Regions from separate parts of the Homo sapiens genome. Here region 2 is linked to region 1. Evidence: chromatin loops called from intact Hi-C (ENCODE). Cell type or tissue: PC-3. All regions are shown on one strand. Links, peaks and the distances in the headings refer to the core of each region. The heading gives the core; the rest is flanking DNA. Region 1 overlaps ANKS1B (ankyrin repeat and sterile alpha motif domain containing 1B). Region 2 overlaps ANKS1B (ankyrin repeat and sterile alpha motif domain containing 1B).

What was found. Hi-C counts contacts between places; a loop is a spot of excess contacts. Peaks named below come from ENCODE experiments on the same cell type or tissue, not always from the same donor. Only the 100,000 strongest peaks of a DNase experiment are listed, where the experiment ranks them.
Region 2: a loop joins it to region 1, with 4 times the contacts of the local background. A loop is called at or near these places in 8 of 110 quality-filtered maps.

The regions. Positions count from the first base shown.
Region 1 is chr12:99,799,861-99,816,868 of GRCh38, reverse strand. ANKS1B (ankyrin repeat and sterile alpha motif domain containing 1B) reads left to right here. Exons shown (of 27, transcript NM_001352186.2): 3 at 4,558-4,714; 4 at 10,169-10,465. Among named protein-coding and RNA genes, the nearest start is that of GARIN6, 160 kb to the right of the region's middle. In PC-3, for the core only: CTCF peaks have their summits at 5,388 and 6,010 (motif pointing left); a DNase peak (open chromatin) is centred at 5,498; H3K27me3 peaks cover 3,528 bases.
Region 2 is chr12:99,897,951-99,914,958 of GRCh38, reverse strand. All of the region lies in intron 1 of ANKS1B (ankyrin repeat and sterile alpha motif domain containing 1B), which reads left to right. Among named protein-coding and RNA genes, the nearest start is that of ANKS1B, 78 kb to the left of the region's middle. In PC-3, for the core only: no CTCF peak of the experiment used is centred there; a DNase peak (open chromatin) is centred at 3,658; H3K4me3 peaks cover 526 bases; H3K27ac peaks cover 1,504 bases.

The sequences.
Region 1 (17,008 bases), core at 2,950-10,949:
TTAACTGCTCTTCTAATTTAGATATTATATATGAAATTTAAATTGTTCTAATGAGCCTGGATGAAAATGGCCTATTTAGTTCATATTACTTTGGATATATATGGATATATCATAAGAATGATTAATCATAATTTGCTGATTAACACTTTATTCTACTTATAACTTAGTAAAACTGACAGATACTTATTTGATCAGGGATACAACTTTATATTTCACAAATATGTTTTAACACTAGAAATCTGAGCTCAACCAATTCATTAGCTGGTATCTTTGAATAAGATGTAAAGCTCGATTTAAACAAAAATTTGAAAATAAATTTTAATTTTAATTTTAATTTTAAAATAAGCACATTTAAACAAAAACGAAAATAAATAAATGGGACCTAATTAAACCAAAAAGCTTCTGCACAGCAAAAGAAATAATCAGCAGAGTAAACAGACAACCCACAGAGTGGGAGAAAATATTTGCAAATTAGGGCTAGTATCCAGAATCTACAAAGAACTTAAACAAATAAGCAAGAAAAAAAACAAATAATCCCATCAAAAAGTAGGCAAAGGGGATGAATAGACATTTCTCAAAAGAAGATATGCAGACAGCCAACAAACATGTGAAACAGTGCTCAACGTCACTAATCATCAGGGAAATAAAAATTAAAACCACAATGAGCTACCACTTTACTCCTGCAAGAATGGCCATAATTAAAAAGTAAAAAAAGAAAACAATAGAAGTTGGTGGGAATGTGGTGAAAAGGGAACACTTTTACGCTGCTGGTGGGACTGTAACTTAGCACAACTGCTATAGAAAACAGTATGGAGATTCCTTAAAGAACTAAAAGCAGATCTATCATTAGATCCGTCAGTCCCACTACTGGGTATCTACCCGAAGGAAAAGAAGTCATTATATGAAAAAGACACATGCACACATGTGTATAGTAGCACAATTTGCATTTGCAAGGATATGGAACCAACCTAAGTGCCAATGAGTGGATAAATAAAATGTGGTATATATATACACCATGGAATACTACTCAGCCATAAAAAGAAGGAAATAATGTCTTTTGTGGCAACTTGGATGGAACTGGAAGCCGTTATTCTAAGTGAAGTGACTAGGGAATGGAAAACCAAATACCATGCGTTCTCACTTCTAAGTGGGAGCTAAGCTATGTGGATGCCAAAACATACAGAGTGATATAATGGACTGTGGGGACTGGTGGAGGGAGGTTTGGAGGGGAGTGAAGGATAAAACACAACACGCTGGAAACATTGTGCACTACTTGGATGATGAGTGCACTAAAATCTCAGAATTTACCACTAAAGTGTTACCCATCCATGGAACCAAAAACCACCTGTGTCCCAAAAACTATTGAAATAAAATTAAAAAAGAAAAAAATAAGCACATTTAACAAAATATTTATTTATTAAAATAAATACATTTTTCAAAACTTAAAAATAATGTGTAAATAATGTGTAGTTAGGATCTTAGTGTTTTCCAAAGGCAATTTTACAAACTTACAGATTATTCTTTTCTGATTTAGATATTAGATGGTGGTAATACTAGAAAATACAAATGATTAGTAAGTCAGTTTTCAAAATAGACGTTTTTTCACTTGTCATAAATCTTCCTGATAAATGAAGAATGAATGTATATCACTTACATTATTAGAAAATGTCAGTAAAATTTGAGCCAAAGAACAAATGAAATTCTAAGTGATTGGAGCAAGAGTAAAAGGAAATAGAATTGATGATCCCATCAATCTTTTTTTCGTCTTTACCCCTTGAAAGGAAATGCTTTATAGGAGAAGTTGTTTCAGAATATATTTTTTATTTCCTTAGGTATTAAGAAATGAAATTTTTCTCTTCTCACAGTTGTCTTTGACAGTAACTTGGAGAAGTCTATTTTGTAGTAGGCTAAATTCTACATTTTAGATCCAGGTATTTAATTTGACTAACTTCTTTTGCTATTATTTTGCCTTTTAAATGCTGAAATATTTTATTTAAAAAGCAATCACTGGAATTGTTTAACATTGCAACAATCTGCCTTGAGAACAACTTTTGATTGTATATATAATTTTACAATTACATCTGTTTCTCATTTGATTCACACCATAACTGTTTGAAACTAGCACCAAGATGTAATCTCTAAATTCTATTTTCACAATATCTGAAAGAGAGACAGAGGTTACTTAATTTCCTCAAGGTAACCAGGTTTGTAAATAGTAGAGAGTTGGGACTTCAGATCTTTCCTTATCTGCTTTTGTTATTCATAGGTATTGAATTCTCATTACCTCACTGAAGTTATGTATTTATTTATGTCAGAATGGAAGACCCTATATAACAACCCTTGCTTGGCAGGGAAATGGGGAGAAGCGTGTGAACTGGATAACCTTTAAGTTTCCTTCTGATTTTCTGATTCTGTTTTTCGAAGGTGACTTTCTATAAGCATTTCATTTCACTTCTAAAGTATTTTATTTTTACTTGGGACAAGTGCTATTATTGGTATAGTGCTTTACTATTTATTGAGTGAATTCTTTTTTATGATCTTATTTAATGCTATTACCAGTTTTGAGTAGACATTATCATTATAGTATCTCCTGAAGAAAAAGAAAATGAGACTAAGTACAGTCATGTGTTTCTTAATGACAGGGATACATTCTGAGAAATGTCTAATTACGTGATTTCATCATTGTGTGAACATCATAGAGTGCACTTACACAAATCTAAGTGATATAGCCTGTCACACACCTAGGCTACATGGTATGACCCGTTGCTCCCGAGTTACATGCCTGCACAGTATGTTACTGTACTGAATACTGTAGGCAATTTTAACACAATAGATACAGAAAGTATTTATGTATCTAAACATATCAAAACATAGAAAAGGTACAGTAAAAATGAGGTATGATAATCTTTTTGAACAACCATTATATATGCGGATGGTCTGTTGTTGATCGAATTATCATTATGTGGTGTGTGATTATCATTTCTCCGGAATCACAGCCTCAGGTAGTTTGCATAGCTGGGACACAAATCCAAGTCTTCTAAATTCAGATTTCGTAAAATAATGCTGGTTTTTCAAAGAGAAATGTTAAAATTTAATTCTTAATTTCTCAGAAATTATATCATTAGACAATTTAGGACTCCTTGGATTCTAAATATTTCTACAACATATTCTTGTTTTTTTAAAATCATGATTTCTTACATTTAGCAATTAAGTCAAATGTTGTGACTTTAGGACACATTCTGGACAGTATGTTTTACCATTTACCATAATTTTGTATCATATCATATCTGTTTTTCTTGTGAGCTATCAAAATTCTAATCTTCCTTCTATTAAAATTTCCTCCAAATGTTTTCATTTGTTACTTGCATCTAGAGTCTGATTTTATGAAATGTTTAAATGTAAATCTGTTATGTTCACCCTCCCCATTAGTGATTTGTTGTATGTAAGAAACAACTTTATTATATATTGTAATTATATATATATTTTTATTTATGTGTGTCTGACTAGCATTTCATTTAGTGAGTTAATAGAATTTGCTTCTTAAATGCATCCAAATGAAAATACAGTTTTGTTTAGAATTACTGCTTTTGATTGTTGACATATATTTTGATATAATTTATGCTAATAATTATTAATTAATTCTTTCTAAGGTTGAGTAATGCAGGTCAGGATTTTTACTTTGAAAACCTGGTGGGGATTAAGTTCAAAATTTTTGAGGTAGGATATATTGAATATGTGTTGAAATTGCATTAATGGTGGAACTTGTCTTTTAAATGAGTTTCCCTTTTGAAATAATTTTTTATGCTTGGAGAAGAAAGGTGAAGGAATACAGAAGTAGGAACAAGGAATACTCAAAGTGTGTTGTGTGCCATCACTGAGAAGTTATTAAAATTTTTTTATTATTATTTTTTAACCCTGGGCTAGTACTACAGTTAGCTTGTCAAGGGTCCCTTACATACTGCACTTTCTTTCTCTTTTACATACCCCTTAAATCTCTTATTCCAATTATCTGTAGGAATGATGTGTAAATTTTATAAATGCCTCCTTGGTATTATGATAACTTTTTGTGTGTGTGTAAACAAGGAATATACTTGTAACTTCAACTTTTCCTTCAAACTAAATCTCAGATATGGGCTATCTGGAAAGAGCTCTTTTTTTAAAAAAAAAAATGGGAGTTGGTATCCTCTTCATTTTACTTAGCTCATCTAATTAATGAAATAAGTTAAGTTTTGCTTATATGAATTCTATTAAGTAGTTTAATTGGTTAGTCAATGTGTGCTCTCGCTCTCTTTCTCTCTCTCTCTCTCTCTGTGTGTGTGTGTGTGTGTGTGTGTGTGTGTGTGTGTGTGTGTGTGTGGCATGGGGTGATGGTTTTCCAGGTAAGTAAAATAGCCAAATGTTGAGTAGGCAAAAACTTTGAAACCCAACTTTATATCTTAGTACCTTGAATGATTACTCTAAATTCCCACCCAGCATCTAGTATTCTTTTAAAATTACCTATTTAATACAGTTTGTCTTGCTCAGCCTATTTTGTTGTTGTTGTTTTTTCCTTTTTAGGGACATAGTTCTCAAACTACTTCAGTATGAGGCATCAACAAATGTAGCAGACAACAAAGGGTATTTTCCTATTCACCTGGCTGCCTGGAAAGGAGATGTGGAAATTGTGAAGATTCTTATTCATCATGGACCATCACATTCCAGGGTCAATGAACAGGTGCACTTGCCAAATGTTTGCTCATGATGTAATTTTTCTAGTTTTACAAGGCAAAGCCATATTGAAAATGTGATTTTTTTATCTTTACCTTGCCCAAAGGCCTTTCCATTGCTGAATTTCCTAAAAGGAGAAATTTGAAAAATTCTTTGGTGTTTGGATATGATATGCAGGGACTAAGTTGGGCATTTGTAAAGATACTTTGTTAATGGGAAAATCCTACATAAAGGAAGTAGCTGAAATATTTTTGCCTGTCTTATATAATCAGCCATTTTATAGCCATTGAATATTTAAAGATAGAACAGAATTCATATGTGTAATGAGAATTACAATGTTTCTTAATACAATTTTGAATGCTAAAACAATGATATGCCTATCATTTGCATAATGCTTTACCATTTACTTAGCACTTTCATGGTTAAGTACTCTTGTGAATCAAAATGTGAAATATAGCATATACAGTTGCTTGTCACATATTAAGTTAAAATTTTTTGATATATATATATACAAACACAAACACATATGCCCAGAATAAGTTGAATAAAACACAGCAGCAGTATGATTCTGACAGTTAATGTATTTGTAAGTACACAATATCTATATTACACATAATGGACATATTTTAAAAAGAAAACCAGTGTCAGTATTCTAAACAGATAGGACCACAGATTCTAGAAAGTAAAATATGGTCCCCTAATACAGTATGATAACAAACATGTTGATCTCTGCATGCCCCCTACTGTTCCCATTTTGTAAAACTATATTTGAAAACCAGCAGACAGTCCAACAATTGAATTACAATCACGGCATTAAGCTGCAGGTTGGCAGTTGTCCAATATCAATGCAAGTAGGTTACTTTAGGGCAAGCATATCTAATAAAGCACAATTAGCATATTGTTCAAATGGATGCAGACTTTGCCGGACTTTGAAATTCAGACTGAAGGATAAAAAGTAACAATTGCTGTAAATAGCAAAGGGAAGAAAAATACATATTTTTTCAATGAAAATATATATGCAGTTGTTGAAAGGACTAATCAGGAAAACATTTTATTAATTGGAAAAGTATCTTATTAATATTTATCACAATAAAAATTTCCATGTTTACAGGTTACAAAAATGCAGAAATTTTAATAAGAATGCACCCAGTCTTTAAAACATGACAGATATGGCTATCTTTATCATCATATCATGCTAAAAGGAAATTTATGACAATGCTCTTCTCTTCCACAGAAAACCAACAGTTAGATCATTTATGAGATGAGCCATCTGGTGGTTATTCTTAAAATTGTCTGAATACTGCAAAGCAAACCTGAAATAATAAAATGGAAAAACAATCCAAGGTTAAACAAGAGGATGTTAGTTTTTACAAACAAGATGTTTTTAAATGACATGAAAATAAGAAATAACATATAGTATTCACTTACATTTGAAAGTGAAAAGTTGCTATATGTTTTAAAGAGAAATACTTGTTTTTGGTAATGTTGAATAGATCAATTAAATTACAAAAAGTGTCTTTTTAAGGAGACCATATTCAAAGTCCTTTGTTCACCTCTGTTGCTTTGTGTTGCGGTTTCTATTGGCAAGAAGTTGCAACTTTCTTACGATTTTTAATACCATAATTTTAGTATTTTTTCATTGTTATATGTATACTCTTTTGATGCTGATCATAGTTTTCCCATTCTATGCCATTTCTCCTAAATTTTTTGATGTAGGATTTTTATTTTTATAGATAACTTTTAATTTTAGCTTTCTTTTTTCCTTCTGAATAGGACAGAATCTTCTTGTTAATTATAAACTTTTATGTATTTAAACAATAAAGGAAATAAAAATGGTAATTAGCATTTATTGAGACATAAGGTAAAGCGGGCACTGTTCTAAACACTTTCACCTCAAAAATACGATTTAATGAATTCTCACAATAATCCTCTGAATTGATAATATCACTCGCATTTTATAGTTGAGAAATCATGCTCTGTAAAACTAAACAACTTGTCGAAGGCCACGTGTTACTGAGTGACTGAAACTGAGACTGAGACTCAGGACTTTGACTCCAGAGCCTTTTACACAACAGCGCATTGGTATTGTCATCCTAAATCCTATCACTTAATGGATTGTTTACTGTGTGCCAGGCATTGTGCAAAATACTTCATCCCCGTTATCTTACTAAGCCCTAGATTACTGTTGCTACTATATATATGGAGTTACAGCCTTAGAGAGATAGAGTAGATTGACCGTAACATCACAGCTACTAAGAAATGCAGCCAGTGTTTGAACGCAGGTTTTTCTGATCCAAAGCCTAAGCTCTCAACCAGTAATACATTTATGTTATGTTAAAATTATGCATTATAGTCAGGGCTTCATTCTGATTTCTGAAAGTTATCTTTGGTTTCTAATACAGCTTTCTTTAAAAATAATTCTATTCTACATTTTAATATTTAAAGTTTACAATGCATTTTAAAAATATGTTATCTCTTTTGGTTTATAAACTATATTATAAGGTTTATAGGGAAAATAATATTCTCATTATACAGATAAGATAGGTTTGGAGAGATGAAGTAATTTACATGGTAACACTTCAACCTAGGTCTTGTTCACCATTCTAAACAAAGTGGACTCTACCCGGATTATGGTTTTTATAATTGCCACATCCTTCTCTTTTATCATCTGATTATTTCCTTTTTGCAATTTAAATTTCCTTTAAATTGAAAATTTTCAATTTCTTTAAATTTCATTAATCCTTTCTTCCCTTTACCTTCTCTTCCTCTTTTTTTTTTTCTTTATTTTAACATTAGGGCAAAACCCAGAGGGGCCTTATCTGAAAAACACATTGCCTTTGCCATTCACCGAAACTCGAATCCAACTCTTGTTAGATGTTTTACTCTGAACCAAGAGTTTTTGGTAAATGGCTTTTGTTAGCCAGTTTTGTTCTATCATCCATTATCTGGAAGGGTCCTAATGTTTCAGAGAATACCCATTTGGTAAAAAAGAAGGAATTAAAAAACTTTTAAGAATATTCTGCATAGCCATACTAGGAATTATTAATCAGTGCCTCATCACAGCCTATTTATTTCAAATTAGATTATTTTAGATCACTTGTGAGCATACACAAATACACAATCATGCTCTCGTAAAAGTACCACCGTTGTGGCGTCCACTGAGGTGACGATCCAAGTATGTGATGATCATGGATAAAATCTGTGAACTTTTTATCCTGAGTAGGTCTTGAATGATTGATATATTTTCCCTTGAGATCTGAACAGTGCTAATTGGTGTTACTAGAAAATTTTTCGATTTTGCTCTTGTAATTTCCTAGGCTCAGGGCTCTGGACCAGTAGAGAGGCCTTTGAGGAATCATTATTTCATAACTGGCCTTTCTCTTTTCTCAAAGAGATACTGTATTTTGAAAACTGAGATTGAATCCCTTTCAGACCAGGGGGAAATTTGGGTTGGTCAGGAGGTATATATCTGTATAATGTTTTCATGGTGTGAAGTAATAAGATTGGCTGTTTTATAAGCCTGATAAGAAAAACAGATAAGAAGACCAGGGAGTCTAAACCTGTATGTGATCATTGTTTATGAAGAAGTAGATTATAGTAATACTTTCAAACCAAGTAAAGAAGGACTCCTGACAAATGATGGAAGAAACAGTACCCTCAGCTGGATTCCCCATCTAACAGGTCTTAACTTTTCATTGATTGTCTTGAAAGAGTAGATTTTTCCCTGTGGGTTTGACCTTCAAATGCTCTCTCTTGATACTTATTTGCAAGGTAAAGTAGTAAGAAGCCTTTCCTAGTGCTGTTTTCCCCTTGTCACTCTACTCCTTTTTAAATTTTCAAATCTTCCCTCTAGACTCTCAACTTACTTGCATTCTTCTATCATCCAGGGCAAACTTGAGTTACTTTCTAGAACATTAAGATTTGTTTGGGTCTGAACACTTCTTATCCTTTTATTTTCATCAGAACAGCTATCTAAACAGCTACTCCCTATTCTCGGTTGGTATTTTTCTGAGCAAAACCTCTAGAAATTCTGCTTTCAGATCACTAATTCCCAGCTCTTCTTTGACAATATAGCAACACATGGCAGACAACATGGTATAGTGGAAAGAGCATGGGTTTTGGATTTGTCAGATCCAGCTTGCAAAATATCTTAATTCTACTTGGATGTGTAATTTAACCTTTTTGTATTTTAGTTTACTTGTCCATGAAGTAGACAATTTTAATATAAATTTTGGAGAATTGTTGTAAGAGTTAAATGAGACAATATATATAGTTTTTAGGCACTCAACAAGTAGTAGTAGTAATAGTTCCTATTTTGGAAGGTGGTATGTGTGATGGTTAAGAACACCCACTTTGGGTCTTGGCTACTTGTGTTCAAATCCCGGTCCTACCACTAAATGGCTGTATAACGGAAGGCCAGTTATTCAACTATTCAGTGCCTCAGTTTTCTCATCTGTAAAATGGAGATAATGATAATAGTATCTATCTCATAATGAGGATTAAATGAGTAAACATATATAAAATGCAACTATGTCTAGTACATAGTGTTAGCTATGATGATAACTCTGATGGTGGCAGCTGCTCTTTCTTTCCAGAACCCTCATTTACGGTTATTGCATTTTTGTTACTAAAATTTCTTGTTCATTTTTCTCCTGACCCTTCCACCTCCTGACATACCTATACACCATCTACCTATATTGCTCAAATAGTCTGAAGGGTCCCTCTGCCTTGCAACTGGGTTCAGTTTTCTGTATCTTAACATTTTTAAAAATCTTGATACATTTCTAGGAAAATCTCATTGATTTTCAACTGAACCCTTATAAGCTGCACATGTTGTACTGTGATACTCCTAGTAACTTGTCTGGGAACTGATCTAGGTCCATCCTCACAACCCATGATAACATTTCAAAAAGGTACTTTTATATCTTAAGGCCAAAATCTTTTCATTTTCTTTGCAAAGGAAGCAATGATTTGTACTTACATGGAAAATAAAATGAAACTTAATTTGGGAAACCTTTCTATAAACCTTTTGTTACCAAGAATTTACCTTCTTATCTGTCTTTTGGAAAGCCAGTCTATTAAAAGTCTGTTATAATTGTTTTGATCTCTCTTATTAATAAATGTCTAAAGATGTGATGCACCATGCAGATATCACTGTCCTTCTGGACCCAGGAGGGCCTCTGACAAACATGGCTAAATCATTTGTCATTTTTGGAAGTTGGCATATATGATTTAGGGAAATGTTGGATTGTTTTCGATTAAAGTGATATAAAAAATTTTTTTTTGATTCAATGAATCCTAGATACTTTTATCAAATATAAAATTCCATTAGGCATACTTGTTAAAATGGATAAATCTTAACTTACATTTCAAAGCATTGCAGGTTTTAAATTACTGTGTTAAGATTTTGATAACAAATTGAATTTCTGAAAATGTGCCTTTTTAAAAATCTTTGTCTTAGAACAATGAAAATGAAACTGCCCTACACTGTGCAGCTCAATATGGACACTCAGAAGTAGTTGCTGTTCTCCTAGAAGAGCTCACTGACCCGACAATTAGAAATAGCAAGCTGGAAACACCTTTGGACTTGGCGGCACTCTACGGACGGCTTAGAGTGGTAAAAATGATCATCAGTGCACATCCTAACTTAATGAGCTGCAACACTCGCAAGCACACGCCACTTCACCTTGCTGCGCGCAATGGCCACAAAGCAGTCGTGCAGGTGCTGCTGGAGGCAGGAATGGATGTGAGCTGTCAAGTGAGTGTGCTTTTAGCTATGCTTTAAAAGTGATGATGCTGTTGCTTGGCTTTGGGATTCAAATGTGAAAACCTGTATGTAGAAATCTTTTAATCAAATTGTTCACAAGTACTTTTGTAACTACTGAGTTCAAGGTACTATGCCACCTACTTTTGGGAAATATGAAGAGCTACAAGGCATAATCTCTAACCTCATTCTAATTTGAGGGCTATACACATGAGAAGTTAGTAGATGGCAGTTGTGTGTGGTATCATTAGTAATTGTTTCCTTTGTCCCAATATCTAGCACACAGCCTAACATACAGTAGGAATCCAGTCAGAGTTTAATGAATGAATGGAACAAAATTCACTTTAACATTGTTGAGTATGTACTTTGTGTTTAGCATGTTGACACATTTAGAATTCAATTCTCACAACTGTCCTTTGGGATTGAGAACTATTAAATTTCAGTTAAGAGATGAGGAATCAGATTCAAAGATTTAAGAAATTTGTCTAAGGACACATAGTTGATAAAACCGGGATGTGAATTTAGACTTACTGATTAAAGTCCAGGCCTCTTTCCACCGTAATGTACTGTTTATACATAACTAATGAAGGAATGATCACTATGCCTAAGGACACTCAGAAAAAAAAAAATGGAAAAGGTGTGATTTGAGGTGAGCTTTGTAGGAAGAATAGGATTTGGATAGGTTTTGTTTCTCCACAAGGAATGGTCAACCTACTTTAAAAAGTTTAATTTAATTTAGTATATTTTATTATTATTATTATTTTCAGACAGAGTCTTGCTCTGTTGCCCAGGCTAGAGTGCAGTGGTGGGTGGCGTGATCTCAGCTCACTGCAGCCTCCACCTCCTGGGCTCAAGTGATCCTCCTGCCTCAGCCTCTCCAGTAGCTGGTGGGACCGCAGGTACACACCACCATACCCAGCTAAGTTTTGTATTTTTTGTAGAGATGAGGTCTTGCTCTGTTGCTCAGGCTAGTCTTGAACTCCTGGGCTCAAGCAATCCTTCCACCTTGGCATCCCCAAGTTCTGGGATTATAGGTGTGGGCTACTGGGCCTGGCCACAGCCTACTTTTGATATCTTGTCTTAAGTTAGCCCCAACTCCAGGGTTAGTCTTTTTTTTTTTTTTTTTTTTTTTTTGCCTTTTCCTCCTTTCATGGTTATTTCTTGGCTTCCAAGTTAATGGCAGCATTCTTATCTTCCAGAGACTTTTTTGCTTTCTGTCATATTGTGACCTTCTCCCCTTATTAGTAAGCCATTGATGTGCAACAAACTATCCCAAAACTTAATAGCTTAACACAATAACTCTTTATTTAGCTCATAATTCTGTGATTGGCAATTTAGTCTAAGCTCAACTGATGGTTCTTCTGGTCTTGGCTGTGTTCTCTTGTGTGTGAAATCAACTGCAAATCAGTTATGTGTTTCTGTTTCAGAGGCTGGCTGGATGTTGTCTAGGGTGATAGGTGAGACTGCCACTTCTCTGTCATGATTCAGCAGGTCAGCCTGGGCTTACTCACATGGCATGCATGGTTCTGAGAGAGAGAACAGAATTGTACAAGGCTTCTTGAGGCCTAGGCTTGGAACTAGTACACCTTCACTTCTGCCATGTTTGCTTGGCTGAAGCAAGTCATAAAGGCAACCCATATTCAAGGAGTTGGAAAATAGAGTCTACCTCTGTATTAGAAGAGGGCGTGAATTGTAAAAGGGTGTGAATACCCAGAGGGACTAAATGTGGCAAATGTTGCAAATAATTACACACTCCAGGTGGAATGCGTGCTCACAGATGGGGTTATATTTCCTAGGAATTGTTCAGAGATTGAATCCTGTATTTCCAGAGTTTTCTTTATTGAATTTAGAAAAATCTCAGGCCTTCCAATCTCAGTTTTAAGGCTAGCACCCTGAACCAGAGCTTGCTTTAGAGCTTTGCCTGCATTATTTAGTAGTTTAGATATTTGTAATATCTTTTCTCAATTTCTTATTTATTCAACTTTGGCAGCCTCTCAAAAAAGCATAAGAATTTTTTCTAACAGTCATATTAAGGAAAAACAGTCTCTCTCCTCAAAGGGGTATTGAAAATAAGTAGGTATGCTTACTATTGTAGGTGACTCACAAAGTTATTTTCCTAAAAGTTGTTTAATGATAAACTAGATGTTTATTGTATAAATGTTGAATTTCTCTAATCTGGATGTACTGCTTTCACACTTCTGTAATATTTTTAAACTTGATTGCACAGACTGCAATATAACCAAGGACTTCCCCTCTGACTGAGGTCAGTAAGCTTCTTGGTATCCCTGACCAAGATCCTTTCATGTTTTGTACTAGATGACATGACCAGAAGGGAAAGAGTTTAAATTCAATTTTATAAATGTATATGATGTGTCCTTTTTTTCTGCAAAACACTGTATTTTGTGCTTTTGGAGAATAAAAAACCAAAACTATCTCTGCCCCACGCTTAGTGGAGGAGACAAAAAATTTGCAAGAATAACTCCCATCCATGACATATAATAAATGCTAAAACAAAGAGCTGTGGATCTACGGGTGAGGAAAATATGGATTTTAAGAGGGAGAACATGAGAAGTCATTGATGGAAGTGACATTTGAAGGGGACCTTTGAAAGTCCAACACGACTTTGAATTTTAGGTGGCCTTTAGCTTGCATATGTGCATTATTTGGCTAAAGAGTATTTTAAAATATTGAATTTGAGTGCTTTTAGATGGGGTAAATGCTTTCCAAGGCTCCGACCTCATTCTACCATTTTATATCATTGCCATTGTCATTCCTTTAGATTGTCTGCTTGGTCCTCACCACATTTAGATTTGTTCTTCACATATCAGAAGAAAGGCAGACAATATGCTTAGATCACTTTGAACACCTAATCAGAAGTATCGGGGTGATGTCTGAGTAAGGTGGACAACTTCTGTGTTGCTATAACCTCTTCTATTGACACTCATTCTAAGAATTCTAGGAAGTAGAACTGACAACATCTTTCTAAAATATATCTCAATGAAATGAATCTTCCATAATATATTTAGCCTTAGTTGATATTTTGCTTTTGTTATTGTTGCTTTGTTCATAGAAAATATGTTGGTTTTTTTTTTGGTCTCATTGCCTTTTTTTTTGGGGGGGGGTGAATATTTAATTTTATTACTCAAATTAATTGTTACCAAGTTTTTCCCATCAGACTCAGTGCAAAATTTTTGAATATCAAGTAGGTTTGTTGATATTCTCACTGGCTGAGAGTGAACAATGTAGCTAGTAGCCTCAAATTGTTTCAGTAGATTTAATATTCATTAAACTGCTCTAGCTAACCTGTTGGGAATTAGTATTAAAAGTAATCCCATTTGGTAAATTATAGTATTGTACTTTTAGACTTCAATTACATTCAAGTTATTATGAATAAATCTTTAAAACTTATAGATGGCTTTTGAGGATCTTGTCTTTTCCTAGTAGTTACATGTGATTTTATTTTATTTTACTTTTTTTTTTTTTTTAAAGGCAGGGTCTTATTCTGCCACCCAGGCTGGAGGGCAGTGGTGCAATCATGCTCACTTCGGCCTAGAACTCCCAAGCTCAAGTGATCCTCCTGCTTCAGCCTCCTGAGTAGGTGGGACTATAGGCATGTGCTGATGTGCTCGGCTAATTTTTTTAGTTTTTGTAGAGAAAAGGTCTCACTATGTTGCCCAGGTTGGTCTCGAACTCCTGGGCTCAAGTGATCCTCCTTTCTTGGCCTTCCAAAGTGCTGGGATTACAAATTTGAACCACTGCACCTGACCTACATATGTTTTTAAATGCAGCATTGATGTTAATATTTGCTCTAGAAGTTTATTTTCTGCATCATTACTCTCTGAGTAATTTTAAATTATAACACATATTTAAAATAGTAAGTAATACTTTGGGCAAATTTCATATCATCTTTACTTATAAACCCTTTAGTCTTTAAATATTTTTTTAATAAAGAGAATCAGTCAAAGTAAGATATTAAGAAAGTAGGGTTGAATGGGCAGTTTTCTCTTGAAGTTAGCAATTATTTTTATGAATTTTGAACTTGATTTTGGGTAACCAGATAGCGATAGTGCCATATCATGCTAGTGCTTTCATTGTGTGAGTTTCTTATAAGTTTCTCTCATAAGACTTGAAGAGTTAAAGAACTAGTACAACCTTAAGCCAATTAGACTTTATGTGACTATTAAAGGAAATGAAAGTAAAATTACAGAAAGTTAATAATAAAAAGTACAAGTTTCCATGCTAAGAGCTGTTAAGATGCAAAACTAAGTAAGATACAGCTTTTGCTCTCAAAGGCTTATAGTGGCACCAGAAATAAGATATGTACATAGGCGATAATTATCCATTATAATCCATTTACTCTCTGATTTCCCTAGATGATAATTTCACGACATCTCTATTCCAAAACTTCAACACCTCCTTCTCTATCATCCCTCTCTGATCATGATACTGCTTTTATTTCACTGAGGAAACCACAAGCAATCACAAATTTCCACCACCACATCTGCCAATGTACCTGTGTCTACTTTCCTTCCTGGTGCTTTAAATGAACCTTTTAGGTTTGTATCTAAGGCTAATTCCTCTCTACTTGTTCATTGGATCCTATCCTTTCTTGTCCACGTGGGAACTCTGACAAATATTTTCTGTCTTTAATACCATACGTTTTTTCTTTCTCAACTGTACCATTTCCATAAGGATGCAAAGATGTAATATTTCTCATCTTTTAAAAACTCTCTTGATCTCACATTTCCTTCTCCTTACCATCCCCTTTCTCTGACCCCTTTGTAGCAACGTAGTTAGAAAAGCTTGTTTTTACTCATTGTATCCAATTTCTTTCCTCCATTCTCTCTTGAGGCCACTCTAACTCCCTCACTTTTAAAAGTCCTTGTTTTTGCCTTTGTCAAGTTGTCTAATGACTGACATACTTTTAGATCCAACAGTCAATTCCTGCTTCTCCTCTTACTTGATTCATCATCAGCACTGACAAAGTCAGTATCTGTCTCTTCTTTGAACCACCGTTTTCTTTTGACCTCTGAGATACGACTGTCTTTTGGTTTTCATTTAGTTCACTGGTGACTTCTTGAAGAAGCTGGGGGAAGTATGTTTGATGCTGTAAGTTAGCCTGGGAATCTCTGCTGCACGTGTCTATTATCTTCCTCCTGGGACTAGGCAGGGGGGCATTGATTGTGCATAAGAGAGAAAGCTCAATCATGCAAGCACAGTTTGGGCCTCTGCTTGCATCATGTTGGTTACCATCCATTGGCTAAATCAGGTCACAAAACCAAGCCTCAAATAAAGAGGAAGAGAAATATACTCAACTCATATAAGTGGAAAGAAGTACAAAGTCATACGGCAAAGAGCATATAAAAGGAGAGGCCAATAATGTAATCTATCGTGTCCCTATTCCATAGTTAACTGCCCTCATCTTCTTGATCTCTAAGCATCGGAGTGTCCCAGGGCTTAGTACTCAAACATCTTTTCATCTCTGTCTATACCTACTTCCTCATTGACCTCATCCAATCTCTTGAGTTCCAATATCATCTTTATCTGACAATTACCAAGTCTATTTCTTCATCTCAGACTCCACCCTAACTCTAAATTTGTGTATGTAATTCCCTACTGGACATATCTATCAGATGACTAATAGGCTTCTCAAACTCAGCATTTCCAAAGCTGAAAATCTAGCATCTGTACCCCTTTCTTCAAAAATTTGCATATCACCAAGTCTTTCCCATTTTGTCAAAAGGCAGTGCCATCCTTCTAGTTGTTTGGCCCAGAATTTTACGGTTTCTTTCAGATTTTACATTCAGTTCTTCAGCAAATCCTATTGGTTCTGTGCTCAAATTGTATCCAGAATTTCACTACTTTACATTATCTTCAAGATTAACACCATAGTCCAAGACCTAATCATCTCTTGCTTCCTGACTAGTTTTCCTCCGTTTTTTTTTTTTTTTTTTTTGGCTTCTGTATTGTCTGCTTAGGTTGCCACAGCAAAATATTATAGGCTGAGTGGCTTAAGCAACAGAAATTTATTTTCTCACAATTCTGGAGGCTACAAAGTCCAAGATCAAGTTCCGGCCAATTCCATTCCTGAGTGAGGGCTTTCTTCCTGGCTTGTTAGATGGCTGCCTTCTTGTTATATCCTCACACGGCCTTTCTTCTGTGCGTGAATGGAGAGAGAGTTCCCTGATGTTTCCTCTTTCCCTTATAAGGACACCAGTTCCATTGGATTAGGGCCACACCCTTATGACCCAATTTAACCTTAACTACTTCCAGAAAGGCCATATATCCAAATACAGTCACACTGGAGGTTAGGGCCTTAGCATGTGAGTTTTGGGGCACACAGATATTCAATCCATAACATATTCCCTTCAGTCTATTTTCAGTCAAACAGCCAGAAGTGATCCCATTCAGTCAGGTAATTTCATTTTCCTACTCAAAAACACTTCTATTGGTTTTCCATTTCACTCAGAGGAAAAGCCAGAGTCCTTATAGTGTCTGATAGGGTTTTATATTACTTAGTTTCACTGTCTCTCTAAA
Region 2 (17,008 bases), core at 1-8,000, 100 kb before region 1:
CCACTGCGCCTTACAGTTGGAGCTTTTATCAGTAGGACCTGACCCTAGTTACTGGTCTAGAGGCAATGAAAGATGAAGGGCAGATCTGGAGGAAGGCACCCCCGTCAGGTATGTCCTTTGCCAGGTCTCCATGCAATTAGAGGTGGCTTACCTTTATGAAAGGGATGAGGGTGGATTCTGCCGGCCCAGAGGTTTCAGCAGATTTGAGTGTTTAGTGGTCTCATGTACACCCCCCTAAATATCACCCTCCCATGCATCACCACCCTCCCCCTTTCCCTATCAGAGCCCTGATGGGAGACCTGCTGGGGCTGTGCATTTAGTTGTCTTTGTAGCTAAGCTCCTTCATCAAATCTTAGGCCTGATTTCAGTATAGTATGTTAGCTGAGTGCCAGAGATAAGGTTCATTTTAAATACTGACATGGAGTTTTTCTGACTTTTACAGCATGCCCTGAATTGATAGATGGCTTACCCAAGCCTGCCATTCTCATTCTTCAAAGCTTCTCGAGTAGTTAACACATACTCCAAAATCTTTGTTTTGATTACCACATGTCTTTCAAGTATTAGAGCTATTATATAAGCTTGTACTTCCTCCTTCCTGTAACACATTACAGTCCACCTCAGTTAAAAATTTTGGGCATTATACTGCTGTAGCCTGTTAGGGGTTATCACCACTCACTTATCACTAGAAATTGGATCCTTGCTGCCCTCTGACCAGCAAGTAATGCAATTCCAGAATCTCATTCTGAAGGTCTGCTTTCTAGTGCTATTTCTATTACCAACAGTCTTATTAGGGTTTTCCCCAAAAGCAGACCCTGGTGTAAGGACTTAGGCATGGGTAGTGTATGTGCAAGGTGGTTCCAGGAAGAATAAAGAGAAAATGGAGAAAGAACTGTGGGTCCTTTAGGTGGGAAGCTGTCAGCATCAGCATGACTATCCACAGCAGTGGAAGAGAACTCACAGACAAGTCAGGGGGATATGGTGTGGGCATTAACAGGGTCTCCTACAAGGTCTAACAGGGTTTGTTATAAAGGTTACAGTTGTAAAGCAAGAGCAGAGAAACTAATAAATTTGCCTATTGTTTGTATTGGTGGTTAATCATAAATTTTTTTTTACTTGTTTGAGTTTTTTTTTTAACAGTATGAAATCTATCCACCTTTAATTAGTGAGTTCTCCTAATCCATTTGAAATGTGATTTGATTTTTGAAATTTTCCAAACTTTTCCAACTCCCCCAAATATATATATTTTCTTAATTGCGTTACTCCCATAAGCCCTAACTTATGATTGAACTATAAAAATAAGATGATGACTGGCCTTTATTTAGCCTGGATAACCCAAGTTCAGCATTTAGGTCCTGCAGTGCAGTTATTTTGAAGCTAATCTCTTTAATCCATTTACTACACCATTATTTGCAACCTATTTTACTTCTTGTTAGCGTGATGAAAGAAAATTAAATTTTTTTTCTTTATTTCAAAAGAAACTATATTATTTATAGCTTTCTTAGGCCTCAGGAAAATCCTTACATGAGGTGCAAATGGTAATTATCACTCTTTCTCAGAGGAAATGTCTGTTCACTAGTGAAATGCTGATGTAAATTTTCAATACAAAATTTGATGTTTCCTTTTTTAAAAAATTATGCTGTTTCTACTTCTGTTTGCTGTCATCATTATTTTATCATTGGCTAGATCGAGGAAATGAAATTAATTTTTCAAAGGAATCTTTCAAGGCAAAGTTTATAAGGCAGAATATCAATTAGTAATTTCATGGTGGAAGCTTTTTTGTTTTGGAGGGCAAGGCAAGCTAGGGAAGGAATGTGAGAGTAAGTATGGTAGAAGCAAAATGGTTATAGAGAGTTATATGAAAATAAGGGTCACAGAATAAACACTTCAGTTGGATAAAATATGTAGCTCGTGAATAATAGCTGGCAAATTTGTGGAACAATTCATAAAGTAGTCATTTGGTATCACGAAGAGGATGATAAATTGAACTGTGGAAGACAGGAAAGGTTAATCACAAACAAACCATGCCTAACTAATTTAATTTCTTTTCAATACCAGGCAAGCTCAATGAGTAAACAAAACTAATAAGCTCAGTATATATAGAATGTTTAGTACTCTACTTCTATGGACACATTCAGTATAGTGCCATATGACATTTCATGAATAGAGTACAGAGACATTAGGTATAGATATAATAGATTATATATATAAATAATGTATTCAAATAGAAATAATAGTCTGGAAAATTTGAATATACAGATAGCCTTAACACTCAAAGTAAAATTTGTCAGTGTTAAAAAAATTAACTGGGGCCAGGTGCAGTGGCTCACGCCTGTAATCCCAGTACTTTGGGAGGCTGAAACGGGCAGATTGCTTAAGGCCGGGAGTTCCAGACCAGCCTGGCCAACACGGTGAAACCCTGTCTCTACTAAAAATATAAAAATTAGCCAGGCGTGGTGGTGTGTGCCTGTAATCCCAGCTACTTGGGAGGCTGAGGCATGAGAATCACTTGAACCCGGGAGGCAGAGGTTGCAGTGAGTGGAGATTATGCCACTGCACTCCAGCCTGGGCAACAGAGTGAGACTCTGTCTCAAAAAAAAAAAAAAATTGATTGGGAAACCATTAGGTAGTGCTTTGGGTTCCTATGTAAGCAAACTGAAACCAAACTCACTGTAAACAGTAAACACACTGTAAAACAGTGAAATGAAACTTAAGTTTAACAAATCAGAAAGCACCAGTGAATCTCTATCTAGAGTCTTTACCAGACACTGCCAATTACCTCTAAGTAGGGACTCTCCACTTTAATAAATCAAACATTTTCTCTGTCCTGCTTCCACAGACACCTTATAAAAGTTTTCCCTTGCACGCCTTTGGTGGAGCCCAAATCACTTGCAGTCTGGTGCTGCCTAATTCATGAATCACTGAATGCTCAAATAAACTCTTTAAAATTTTAATGTGCCTAGGTTTATCTTTTAATATCAGTGAAAGTGGTACTTAAATCTGTATTATTTATTGCCATTTATATATCTAAATGTATTTTCCAAGTTTGTCATATTAAGATATTATTGTTAATATTTTTAGGTGTCATGATGGTATCATGATTATACTTTTAAGAAGGGAACCCTTATCTTTTACACATGGATACTGAAATATTTACAGAAATGTTATGATGCCATGGATTTTCTTCAAAGTGGGAGGGTATATAGATGGAACAAATTTGACCATGAGTTGACGATTTTTAAAGGTGTATGATGAGTACGTTGGGTTTTTTAATACTATTCTGTCTACTTTTGAATATGTTTAAAAGTTTTTATAGTAAAAAGTTAATAAATCATTATGTGTTATATTGCTAATGGGTGATATCGAACTTTATAAGTAAATGTTAATTATGCTTTCAGTTTCCAGTTATACTTAATATTTTTACAACCTAATAATAGTCGTAAACTCATAGGGCAGAAAATAAAGAAAGCATTTCTTCTGGCAAGTTTATTTTGGACTGAAGACTCAGATTTTTAAGTAAGTTTTTCTTGGACAAATGGACTTTTAAGCTGATAGGACCTTGAAAAATTTCTATTCCAATTTCCATGTTTGTAGATGAGAGGATTGGAATTTGGCTGGCCTGGTTAGTTTGTATCATGACTCAGACTGCGGTCTGGGTTTCAGCTTTTGGTTCTGGGATTTTTCCTACTCTGTTAGATGCCTGTCTGCAAAAGTAATGTAAGATTCTTTTAGCTCACTGAGACTCAATTGCCCTTACAGAGGGATAGCTCAAGTGGCAGCAGAGTGCAGTGACCGGAGTTTAAATCATTGCTCTGCCAACTACTAGCTGTAAAACCGAGAATGATTTATTTCACCACCCTAAATCTCAGTTTTCTCATAAATTGAGAAAAACTGTAGTTCTTGTTGTGAGGATTATAAAAAATAATATGTTAAAATGGTTAGTAACAGACTCTATTATTTGGTGACTTTGTAAGGTTTTAATAAGATTACGTATTTTTAGCACAATAGCTGGCACATAGTATGAACTAAATGAGTACTTGATATTATTATTGCTGTCATTATTGTTATTATTACCATTCTCATACAATCAAGGAAGTAAGAAATTTTGAATTTTAAAATTTCAGTGGATAAACTGCAGGCTGATAATTCAGAACTCTCTGTAAATGAGTATGTATATATATGCATATATTATGGGTGTGTACACATAGACTGTTGCGTTAGATACATGTTTTTAAACAGCTTTATTGAGATATAATTCTCATAATGTTCACCTATTTAAAGTTTTTAATTGGATGGTTTTTAATATATTAACAGAGTTGTGAAACCACTACCACAGTCTAATTTTAGAATATGTTCATCGCTCTAAAAAGAAGCCACTGTACTTATTAGCAGTCACTTCCCATTCCTCCCATCTCCCCAGTGTAGACAATTACTAATCTACTTTCTGTTTCAATAGATTTGCCTATTCTGTACAATTCATATAAGTGGAATCATACAATGTGTGGCCTATATGACTGTCTTCTTTCACTTAGCATGTTTTCAGAATTCACCCATGTTATTGCATGTATCTGTACTTTATTCCTCTTTTTTTTTTTTTTTTTTTTTTTGAGATGGAGTCTTGCCCTGTAGCCCAGGCTGGAATGCAGTGGTGCGATCTCGGCTCACTGCGACCTCCGCCTCCCTGGTTCAAGCAGTTCTCCTGCCTCAGCTTCCCAAGTAGCTGGGATTACAGGCACGGGGCACCATGCCCAGCTAATTTTTGTATTTTTAGTAGAGAAGGGGTTTCCCCATGTTGGCCAGGCTGTTCTTGAACTCCTGACCTCAGCCTCCCAAAGTGCTGGGATTACAGGCGTGAGCCACCACGTCTGGCCCTTTATTCCTTTTTAATGGCAAATAATATTCTATTATATGGATCTTTTTACAGCTTGCAGAATACTTCATAGTTTCCTAGAATGCTGTGTTTGGAATGGAATATGAACAAATTCAGCTCTATTCTAGGTGGACAGAGGAATTCTACACTTTTCTAAGTGATTATAGTTGTAGTTGTAGTCTAAATCATCTTCCAGGAGAAATAGTCACTATATACATGTACCTAACATTACCCAAATGTGATCTAGAATGAGAAGCATAGAGAGAAGAGGGAAGAAAAAGAAAGGGAACTATGACATGGGAAGAAAGGAAAAGAAGAGGCAAAGGTAATATTTTACAGAAATAGAAAATATTTGTATGGAAACATAAAAGACCCCAAATAGGCAAAGCAATCTTGAGAAAGAAAAACAAAGTTTGAGGCATCACACTTCCTGATTTCAAACTATATTACAAAGTTATAATATGGAAAAATAGTATGGTACTGGCATAAAAACAGACACATAGACAGATGGAATAAAATAGAGAGTTCAGAAATAAACCAAAAAGAGATGTGTTGGTGAGACTGTGGAGGAAAGGAAACTTTTGTATGTAAATTAGTGCAGCCACTATGGAAAACTGAGTGGAGGTTCCTCAAAAAATTAAAAATAAGACTACAATATAACTCAGCAATCAGTCCCTCTTGTGGGTATGTATCCAACGGAAATGAAGTCAGCACCTTGTCAAGATATCTGAGCTCCCATGTTTATTGCAGCAGTATCTACCATGGTCCAGAATGGAAACAACCTAGGCATTTGTTGATGGATGAATGGATAGAGAAATGGTGGTACACACACACACACACACACACACACACACACACACACACACACACACACGATGGAATATTGTCCAGCCTTAAAAAAGGAGATCTTGCTATTTGAGAGAACATGGATAAACCTGGAGGACAGTATCCTGAGTGAAAAAGCCAGGCACAGAAAGAAAAACACTGCATGATCTCACTTATGTGCAGAATCTAAAAAAAAAGTTGAATATATAGACACAGAGTAGAATGGTGGTTACTAGGGCCTGGGGTGGGGAGGGAGGGACAGGAATGGGGAGATGTATGTCAAAAGGTACAAAGTTGTAATTATGTAGCATGAATGTCTAGAGATCCAATGTACAGCATGTCTAGAGATCCAATGTACAGAATGATATCACATCGTATACTAGAAATTTGCTAAGAGAGTAGATTATCACCAAAGGGGGAAAAAAGGTATCTGAGATGACAGATATGTTAATTTGTTTGACTGTGATAATGATTTCACTATGTATATGTATAACAAAACATCATGTTGTATACCTTAAGTATTTACGATAAAAAAGGTAATATTTCAGCAGAGACCGAAGTTGTATATTAGGGAAACTAGGAGATTCCTGCAGTGGATGAGAGATTGACATTGGCTTCTTAATAACTTAAAGAATTGGAAAAAATGTATTGAATCACATCTTAATTAATTTTTCTTTCTTTTCTTTTGGAGAGGGTTTCTTTCTGTCGCTCAGGCTGGAGTGCAGTGGCGTGATCATGGTTCACTTCAGCCTTGACTTCCCCGGGCTTGGGTGATTCTCTCACCTCAGACTCTCAAGTAGCTGGGACAATGGGTGCACATCACCACGCCTGGCTAATTTTTATATTTTTTTGTAGAGATGGGTTTTACTATGTTGCCCTGGCTGGTCTCCAACTTTTGAGCTCAAGCGATCTGCCAGCCTCAGCCTCCCAAATTGCTGGGATTACAGGTATGAGCCACCATGCCTGGCCTCTTAATTTGATAATGATTGCTATGCTCTTTTGATCATTAGCAATGATTTTTGTCCTTATATTAGTAGATATTGAATAAACAAAAATAGAACTCTCAGGAATTTAGTAACTGTATATTATGTAATTTTCACTTGCATTGCCTCACAAATATATTCCTTTAAAAAATGATTTGAGGAGTTCATTGGTGCTATTATTCTGATTTCAACTCTTAGGGTTATAATTCTATGTCTATTTGCTATGTTCCCACTTAGGATGCTAGATGATCAGTACTAGCAGGTTCTTCTTAATTTGAGCTTCAAAGGAACCATAGCTTTTAACCACACCACTACATTTGCTCTTAGTCCTTTCTAAAATTCTGTGATTTGTTATCATGTTGCTTTACTTGTTCCTCTTTTGGGTTAGTTTTAAGGTGAACATCCTATTAACAAGGTTTGTATCAGAACAGTCAGGTTTTTACAGTTTTTTTTTTTTTTTTTTTTTTTTTTAAGAATTTCTCTGGAGAGGAGAAAACAAATTATTTCCAGGCAGCATTAAAAGCAAAAAGGAATGCTTTACCTGCCACCTTGTTAAAATTACAGTCTGATTTTAAAAGAAGAGTATGAAAACAAAACAGAGAAACAGCAAAGAACACCATTTTAACTGCTATCACTTTTCATTCACCTTTTGCTGGGAAGTAGCACAGTGTCCATCCCTGCTGACGGTTATGAAGATATATCAAGTTCTATTTACAGAGAAAATATAACCCTTTTCCATGAAGCAGCAGGAACAGCAAATGACAAAATATAGAGAACTGGAATGATTCAATATTGCTCCCCTTATTAACTGTTGAAAACTCCACCATAGGGTTGCTATCACTGGTCTGATCATGCATTTAGATGTTTTTCAAGTCATGCTTTTGACATTAGCAGTCAGTGAGAACATGCCTGGCATATTTAGAGAACAGTAAGTACTTCTGATTGCTACAGCACAGGCGGCATGGGGCTGTGGAAGAGGGGCGCACGCTGGGGAGTGGGGAGCAGCAGACAGCCTCAGGAAAATTTTATGCCTGGGGGAAATTAAACACAGAACTGATGGTGCTTAAAAAACTATCAGTGACTTCCCCTGACAGTGCTGGTTATTTAGTGTAGCATGGAAGGCCCACCATGAGTCCCAACCTTACAAGCCTTTTGTTAGAGCCATCATGAGTATTTTCTGTTCCCTAAACTTGCCTTGCATTTTCTTGCTTTAATGCCTGTTCTTGTCCTGTGTCCTTGCCTGGATACTTGACTGTATCCTTCAGTTTGTGTGTAAGCTCTGCCTTCAGGCAATGTTAGTTCTCTACTCTGTGCTCCATGGGACCTTATGTGTATCTTTGTTATAATATGGCACATTCTCTTGTGGTTATTTGTTTACACATCTTTTTTTCTTTTCTAGACTTTACTTTTCTGAAGGGCAGAGGCTATGTTTTATTTATTGTTATATTCCCATACTCCCGGCACTACAATAAATATTTGTTGAATGGAAGGCAGAGATAGAATAAAGAAGCATATGAAGGAGAAAATACAAAAATATAATTTTTAAAAGCAGTTGTGCCAAATTATTTCACTGAGTTTTACTTTGAATCCAGTACTGTTTAATGATAGGATGAAATATAATTATACGGATATTATTAATCAACCATGAGACTAGAGAGTGGTGAAAATGTGTGTCAACTTGTCCCAGAGGCAGCTTAAAGGAGAAGAAGATGAGATGAATATGGCCCACTTCCTTGAATCCATTGGCCTAAACAAATCAGTCAATCAACCAAATTCCGTTCAGCGGAGAATGAGTTATATTAGGTGTGAAGTAAATGATCATCATTTGTGATTCTAACCAGCCCTCCTCTGAAAAATATCATAAGCATAGACTTCTCATTGTGCATTACGTCTTTGGGAAGACTTTGTTTGGACAAAGTCACAAAGAGAGTAATATGGTATTAGAGTGAATTTTGGGTAACAGAGACTTAATGATGAAGAGAATGTAGCGATACAGATCACTACATTATTCACGTGAGGTCTTTTCCTCTTCATTGCCAGTCCTGCTTCTTGCCTCATTGCTGGCTGTCTAGGTTGACATGTCTTTTAGGGTCAATACCAGACTTTGTTCCAGGCTGCAAACATACAGATGCCTGGTCTACTCCTAAGAATTTCTGAGTGTGGCCAGAACACCCATAATTTGTAACATACCCCATAATCGATTCTGTTGAACAGTAGTGTTTGAAACCGCTGGTTTAGATCTTTCATGTTTAACATATCCCTGAAACCAAATAACTCTATATGACCTCTTCAAGATTCAGCTATTCTTGGATTCATCTAACCTCTGTTAGAGTGGTTACCTAGACGGTACTTGTTATGGGCTGAATTATGTCTTCTTAAATTCATATGTTGCTCTCCTAACCCCATCTACCTTATAATGTGACTGTATTTGGAGACAGGGTCTTTAAAGAGGTAATTAAGTTAAAATGGGGTTATTAGGGTGGGCTCTAATCCAATATGACTGGTATCTCTATAAGAAGAGGAGATTAGGACATTGACAAACACAGAGGGAAAACCCTGTGAAGACTCAGGAAGAAAGCAGCTATCTGCATGCCAGATTGAGAGGCCTCAGCAAGAACTAACCACTCGAATGCTTTGATCTCAGACTTCTGGCCTTTAGAATTGTGAGAAAACAAATTTCTGTTGTTTAAGCCTCCCAGCCTGTAATACTTGGTTATGGCCCCAGCAACTGATACAACTTTGTTGAGTACCTTCTGTGTGCAAAACACATTACAGCACTTTATTGAACCTCCTAGAATGTGTGTGTGGAAGAGAAGAAGGAGGTGAGGAACCAAGAGCCATTTATGAATGCTTTGGTATGTCTTTCCCTGTGCCCACAGACCTAGAATTCCTTTTCTCTAATTCTCACTCAGGAGGAATCAGTTGGCATTCTTAATGCTTGATTTTTAATTGACCAAACTTCCACTCCCTTCCATGGTCTCTGGATGTGAGTGAAGTCAATTAAATCAAAATTATCTAACTACAGGTGGACATTTGGGTACAACATGGCACTTAATATGGCCACAGGGCACTTTCTTTTTAATGTAACTGTAGTCAGAGTAATCCAACAATTAACTCCCTTTACCCTCAATTCAGACTAGCAGAGAGCTAATTAAAATTAGAACAGAAAGAAGGAGAGATAGGCCATTACCTAAACTTAGTACTCTTATTATCTCCCACTACTTCTCTGGACTATTTTAGATATCATATTGGAAATAGCATCATATTAAAAGTCCACTTTAAGTTTTTCTTTTAGTTCAACAAATATTTATTGAATATTTGAAGTATATCCATTAAGGGGTTAGGAATTAAGTATACAAAGGTGAATATAGTATGCGCTTCAGTAAATACAACAGAGGAAATACTTGTAACAATAGAAAAGGTAAATAAGGGGCAGAAGTTGCTATTTAGATTTAGTAAGTGATCCAACTCGGTAGTTTTGAATCTGGGTGATTATCAAAATTACTAGGACAACATTTAAAAAAATGGAGTCCCAGATTCCACCTCAGATCAACTCAATCAGAGTTATCACTTGTAGTACCTTTGATTCTTGTTTGCAGATGCTCCATTATGGTTTCTTGTGCTAATCAAGGCTGGAATACAGAGGTCTAATGAGTCTTAACTGTAGTGCATATGTGAAGTGGGAGTTGGCACTCAAGTAGGGAAATAGGTGATAGTCCTTATGCTAATAAGAATTGGTGAATCAATTTTCAGAATATAATGTACTGTGTGTGATTTCTAAAAAAATGATTAGGCTGGGCACAGTGGCTCATGTCTGTAATCCCAGCAGTGTGGGAGGCTGAGGCAGGCGGATCACCTGAGGTCAGGCATTTGAGACCAGCATGGCCAACATGGTGAAACCCCTCTTCTACTAAAAATACAAAAATTACTGAGGCATGGTGGCACATGCCTGTAATCCCAGCTACTTGGGAGGCTGAGGCAGGAGATTATCTTGAATCCAGGAGGTGGAGGTTGCAGTGAGCTGAGATCATGCCATTGCACTCCAGCCTGGGTGACAGAGCAAGAATCCATCTAAAAAAAAAAAAAAAGAATTATTAGGGTTTCAGATGTAAATGGAATAAGTGAAATAATGTTTTTAGGTAAATTAAGGACTCTCGGGATAAGAGACACAAATCCAACTTAAATTAATGAAATCCTACAAGGGCATGCATTGGCTTATGGCCTGCAAAGGGCCTGGGTAGAGCCCAGGTAGTGTTGGTAGTGCTATCCAACACAGTAGCCACTAGTCATATATCGCTCTTGATCACTTGAAATATGGCTAGTCTGAGTTCAAATTTACCATACACACTGGGTTTTGAACACTTGGCAACTTTTTATTTTTTTTTATTTTTAATTTTTCTATAAGTTATTGTGGTACAGGTGGTATTAGGTTATATGAGTAAGCTCTTTAGTGTGATCTGTGAGGTTTTGGTGCACCCATCGCCCGAGCAGTATACACTGCACCACATTCATAGTCTTTTATCCCTCTCCCCCCCTCCCATTTTTCCTCCGGAGTCCCCAAAGTCCATTGTATCATTCTTATTTGGCAACTTTGTATATTGAGTGCATATTACCATGATACTATTTTGGATACATTGGTTTAAATACAATGTATTATTAAAATTAACTTTACCTGTCTATTTTTAGTGTTTCATATGTGGCTTGTATTATGCTTCTATTGGACAGCACTACCCTAGAATTACTAGAAATAAGCACTCTCTGCCTCTAGTACTCTGTCTCTCATCTGTGCTTCTCTCTGGGTATCAGCCTTATTCCCTCCAATTACAGAGGGCATTTCTCCTAGAAGTAGGAACTTTACCATCAGCATCCCTGGACTCTTACAGGGTCCCTACTGAAGAGGAAGGGGAACTTCCCTTTCAGCTTCTAGTTTGAAAATCATAGGGAAGAACTTAAGTTGGTGTGGCTTGAGTGATGGACCAATCACCACAGCTAAGAGAGTGTGATTCTTGTTGGTTTCATCTAGACCAGTTAGTTGTCCAATGCCCTAGCTGGGTCATGGGATAAGATAAAGTCATCAGTCATTACCAAAACCACATGGGTAGACCAAGGAAGGAACTTTCCTCTTTTTCTCAAAACATGAATAATAGCTAACATTTATTGAATGTTTACTCTGCATTAGGCATTGTGCTTTTTACATAGATTATTTCATTTAATATGTATCACAGGGCTGGGCATGGTGGCTCATGTCCCAGCATTTTGGGAGGCCGAGGAGGGTGGATCACTTGAGGTCAAGAGTTTGAGACCAGCCTGGCTAACATGGCGAACCCTGTCTCTAAAAACAACAACAGCAACAACAACAACAACAATTAGCCGGGCGTGGTGGTGCATGCCTGTAGTCCCAGCTGCTTGGGAGGCTGAGACAGGAGAATTGCTTTAACCCAGGAGGTGGAGGTTGCAATGAGCCGAGATGGTGCCGCTGCATTCCAGCCTGGATGACAGAGTGAGACTCTGTCTCAAAAAAAAAAAAAAAAGTGTATAACAGCTATTTTGAGGATCTGATAGGCATCTCAAATGTAATAATTCTTGAACCCTGACTTTTGCCTAATCTTTGTAGTCTCAATCAATAGATCACCATATACACAGCTGCTCAACCCAAGTAACCTAGAAATCATCCCTGATTCCTTCCTTCTTTCCCTCTTCCATCCATCCTCTTAACTATATTGAATAGATGACTCTTCTTTTCCATATCCATCCTTTCCATAGTAGCTGGAATAACATTTTAAAAACACAAAGCTTTAAATAAAGCACTTCAATGGATTTCCGTTGCTCGCTCCTAGAATGAAATCTCAATTTCTTCCCATACCTGCAAGGCTCAGCACAGTCTGGCTTCTGTTTAGCTTTCTGATGTCGTCTTGTGTTATTTTACCCCCTTCTCACTTGCCATGCTTCAGTTATCTAGATGTCCTTTTGTGCCAAGCTCTTTTCTTCCTCTGGCTTTCCCTCTTCCTGGAATGATCTTCCAGTTCTCTTTGAGTGGTTGGCTTATTCTTTCTTTTTATATTTCAGCTAAAATGTCACCTCCTCAGAGAGGCTTTATACTGAAAGCCTCTTTATCCTGAAATTCTGCACATTCTATGTAAGTGGATCTAGAATCACTCTTTTACTATCTTCTCCCATTATTTATTTCTTTTATGGCGCTTATAATCTGCACCTCTCTTGTTGGTTTATTGTTGTTTACTGCCATATCTGAGCTCCATGAGGATATTGACCTTTTCTATCTTATTCACTATTCTTATCTCAGCACTTGCACAAGCATGGATCATAATAAGTGTTCAATAAATATTTGTTGAATATGTGAATGAATCTTTGTTTTACAGATGAGGAAATGGAGGCTTAGAGCAGTTAAATAAATGGATCAAGTCACATGGGTAGGAAGTGGTGGGAACAGGTTTCAAACCCAGGCAGCTTGATCACATAGCCATTAGTTGCCATTCCATAAGAAGGGAATGTTGTGTTAGGCAGACAAAACAATAAATGTCACTGTAATATGAAGCATAATGTAGTAGAAAGCACTGATGTTGGCATCAGCAGTCTTATGTTCATTTTTGGCTTTGTTGAGTGGAGTAAGGAGACCTCATCCAGTCTACATGGACTGAGAATGGGGGAGGGGTGTTATCTAAATGAGGTTTTGGAGTTGTACCAGAAGACCCAGAATAATCCTGGAGAGGGTTGGGGGGCACATAACAAATGTCCACTATAGGATTCCAGTGTGTTCCCACAGTGTGCAGAGAGCCTACACATGCCTTTGCTACAGAGGCTGCCTCTTCTGTCTCTATCTTTTGCAAATTGCTAGAAATTTTGAAATGTAATATTTTCTAGGGCATATTAAATTTGAAACGAAATTGTGGGGACAGCTGGCGTTGAGATAATTGCTAAATGTGAAGTCTGGCAGCACAGGCTGACAGTTGTGAGAATATGATAATATTTTCTACTTAATAGATGTGAAATCATGGGTGAACTGTGTTGTGATTCTTTTCTTCCTTCTTGGTATAAATGAGTCTTCATTCATTCATTCCAAAACTGTGTCTAGTTTATATAGTAATTGTTCTTTAGCTATGCTATAAACTAGGGTTAAAAGTTATAGCATTTGGTTTTCTTGGTATATTTCTAAGAAGATATATCTATTTTTTTAACTCGTGATTTTTATCTAGAAAAATTTAGTGATTTTGTGTGTTAGCTGTTTATCAGCTTATCAGCTCAAAGACAATTTGCTTTTCTAGAGGATAATTATACTTGTTGAGGGGACAGCCTCATTCTTCAGAAACAAAAAGTATAGTTACAGAGAAAAAATTATATAATGGCAAAATGCTGGTCTGAAATTTAGAAATTCAGCATTTCTTTCTGATGAAATGTGATTTGCTCATGCATTGCATACGTTCATTTGTCAAACATTAACTGAACATTCTTTTATATAAGAAATAAAGATCAAGTAGAGTAGCAAGTATATAGGACTCACGAGTCAGAAGACCAAGGTTCTAATCCTGGCTCTGCCTCTTGGTGACTGTGATTTTGGCTGAGACAAGTATCCATTATGAATCATAGTTCTTCCTTAACTTTAATGTGGGGATAATGTAATCTTCCCTGCTTGCTTCTCAGGATTAGGGTAAGAATTGAAAGAGTTCTGGAAATTATAGCTCTTTGAATAAATGCTAAATATTTTTGTCACTATTGTGTGCAAGGAGCTACTTCACATAGTTTTTTTTTTTTTTTTTTTTTTTGAGATGGAGTCTCACTCTGTCGCCCAGGCTGGAGTGCAGTGGCACTATCTTGGCTCACTGCAACCTCCGCCTCCCGGGTTCAAGTGATTCTCCTGCCTCAGCCTCCTGAGTAGCTGGGACTACAGGCACCTGCAACCATACCTGGCTAATTTTTGTATTTTTAGTAGAGACAGGGTTTTGCCATGGTAGCCAGGCTGTTCTCGAACACCTGACCTTGTGATCCACCTGCCTCGGCCTCCCAAAGTGCTGGGATTACAGGCGTGAGCCACAGCACATGGCCATATAGAAGATTTTTAGATCACTGTTATGCCAGGAGTGGTGGCTCATGCCTATTATCCCAGCACTTTGGGAGGCCAAGGCAGGTGGATCACCTGAGGTCAGGAGTTTGAGACCAGCCTGGTCAACATGGTGCAACCCCATCTCTACTAAAAGTACAAAAATTAGCCGGGCATGATGGCAGGTGCCTGTAGTCCCAGCTACTTGGGAGGCTGAGGCAGGAGAATCGCTTGAACCCGGGAAGCGGAGGTTGCAGTGAGCCGAGATCGTGCCACTGCACTCCAGCCTGGGCGACAAAGCGAGATTCCATCTAAAAGAAAAAAAAAAAATCACAATTCTTTTTACAGTACTTTGGTTTGCCAATCCATATCCTGGAAACATTTTAAGACTGTTACGACATGAAAAGTGCTTTAAAATTCCCTGAGGGTAGATTATAAATAACAAGGGCATTATTATTTTTAACTTAGTGTATATTGTTATTTATTTCCTACAGTGGAAATTCTAAGAGAAGCTAGTTTAGCTGCTTTGTATTGTCTACAAATAATCCTGATTTTAGGACAGGGCAATCTTCTGCAAGAATATAACAGTGAGATGACTTTTTTTCCTCTTGAAATAAACTATGTGCATCTGACTTATAAAAACTAAAATTGATTAAATGTCATATTGATAAAATGAATACTATTGCTAATTACTTAATAATATATATTAGTATATTTTTACAGCTAGAGATGGATCTATATTCTGTAACATTAAACTTGTAGGGGTAACAGATAATATATTAGAAAATAAATGCAATACGTATTAGATTTCTATTTCAACACATACCTCACTAAATTTAGGAGACAGGCTATGAGGGAAACAATATTAAACTAGGATCAGAGTCAGAAGAATCGAGTTGTAATTTTAACTACAGGAAGTGTAGTTTAGTGTTTTAACTTGACAGATTTTTGAGTCCATCTGCTTTTTGAATCTCAGTTCTGCCACTTATTTGCTGTGTGACTTTGGGCAAGTTTTTTGATCTTTTAAATTCTTAGTTGCTTCAGCTTAAAATTAAGATAAATATAGTACTTCCCTCCTAGGGCTGCTGTAAGGATTAAATGAGACAAGGCACACAAAGAATTTAGTGGGTTATTAACGTAATCACTGCCACCATCACCATCATTATTATCATCACTGTTATTATCACCAATGCCACTAATTTGTAGTCTTGGCAAAGTTATTAATCTCTCTGACTTCATTAAGTTGTCTAACCTATAAAATGAGAGGACTAGACTCATTGATCTCCAGGTAGCTGTTATTCTTGTTAATATGAGATAGTGTTTTTGCGATTATGTAGTGAAAGCCTAAATAAATGTGAAATGTTGTTGTTGTTGTCGTCATCATCATCATCATCATCATCACCATCTTGTTACAGTCTTTCAGGCTCTGAAATGTTATGAAAAATGAAAAACCACCTCTGATATTAATCCTTGGCTCTCCTGCCTTCTTATATCAAAGTCGGGGCTAAAGCGGAGAGCAGTTTGGCAACCTCCCCCCTCCAATCTTTGCTTTCTTCATCGTTGTTCCATATTTACCCATTATATGTAGCAAATTACAGAAAACAGATAGGGTCATGGAAGCCAGGGCCAAAATAGGAAGAAGAGGAGGATGCCTAGGGCTGAGCTTGGCTTACCCAGGGCTTTTTTTCTTTTAAACCAAAGACACAGGATCAGGGCTGGACACTCACAGAAGTTAGATAAGAGACAGACTTGCCTATAAATTCATCTATTATAAAGCTTCCTTCTTTCTTGCTGTTCCTTGGGGAAGGTTTTTTCTTTTTGGAGGACAGAAAGTCCTGTTTGGAGGACATCAGCATTAGAGAGTGTCAGAGAAGGTTATCATTGCCTGGGGAAAGACCAAGCTGAATTTCTGTTTAGATAGAAATTGATTTGAAGTACAGGGAAATAAAGATGTGCCTTTTGAGTAATATTGAGGGCTTTGTGGTGAGATCATGTATATAAAATTAAGAAGTACATAGAAATGTTTAATTCTAGATTTTAAAAATCGGGGTAGTCATATTTACTAGTTGTCCAAACTACAGAAAATACTATTTGAAATTTTCAGTTAATAATAATAACAACAATAATAGCAAATATTTGTTTAGCCTTATGGGCCAGATACTGTGCTAAGAGCTTTATATGTGTTGCTATTTAATATGCACATGTACACTGAAAAAATTATGCCTTCCATCATTGTACTTCTATCTAAATATTTCTGTTATTTCTCAGTGTAAGTTTCAC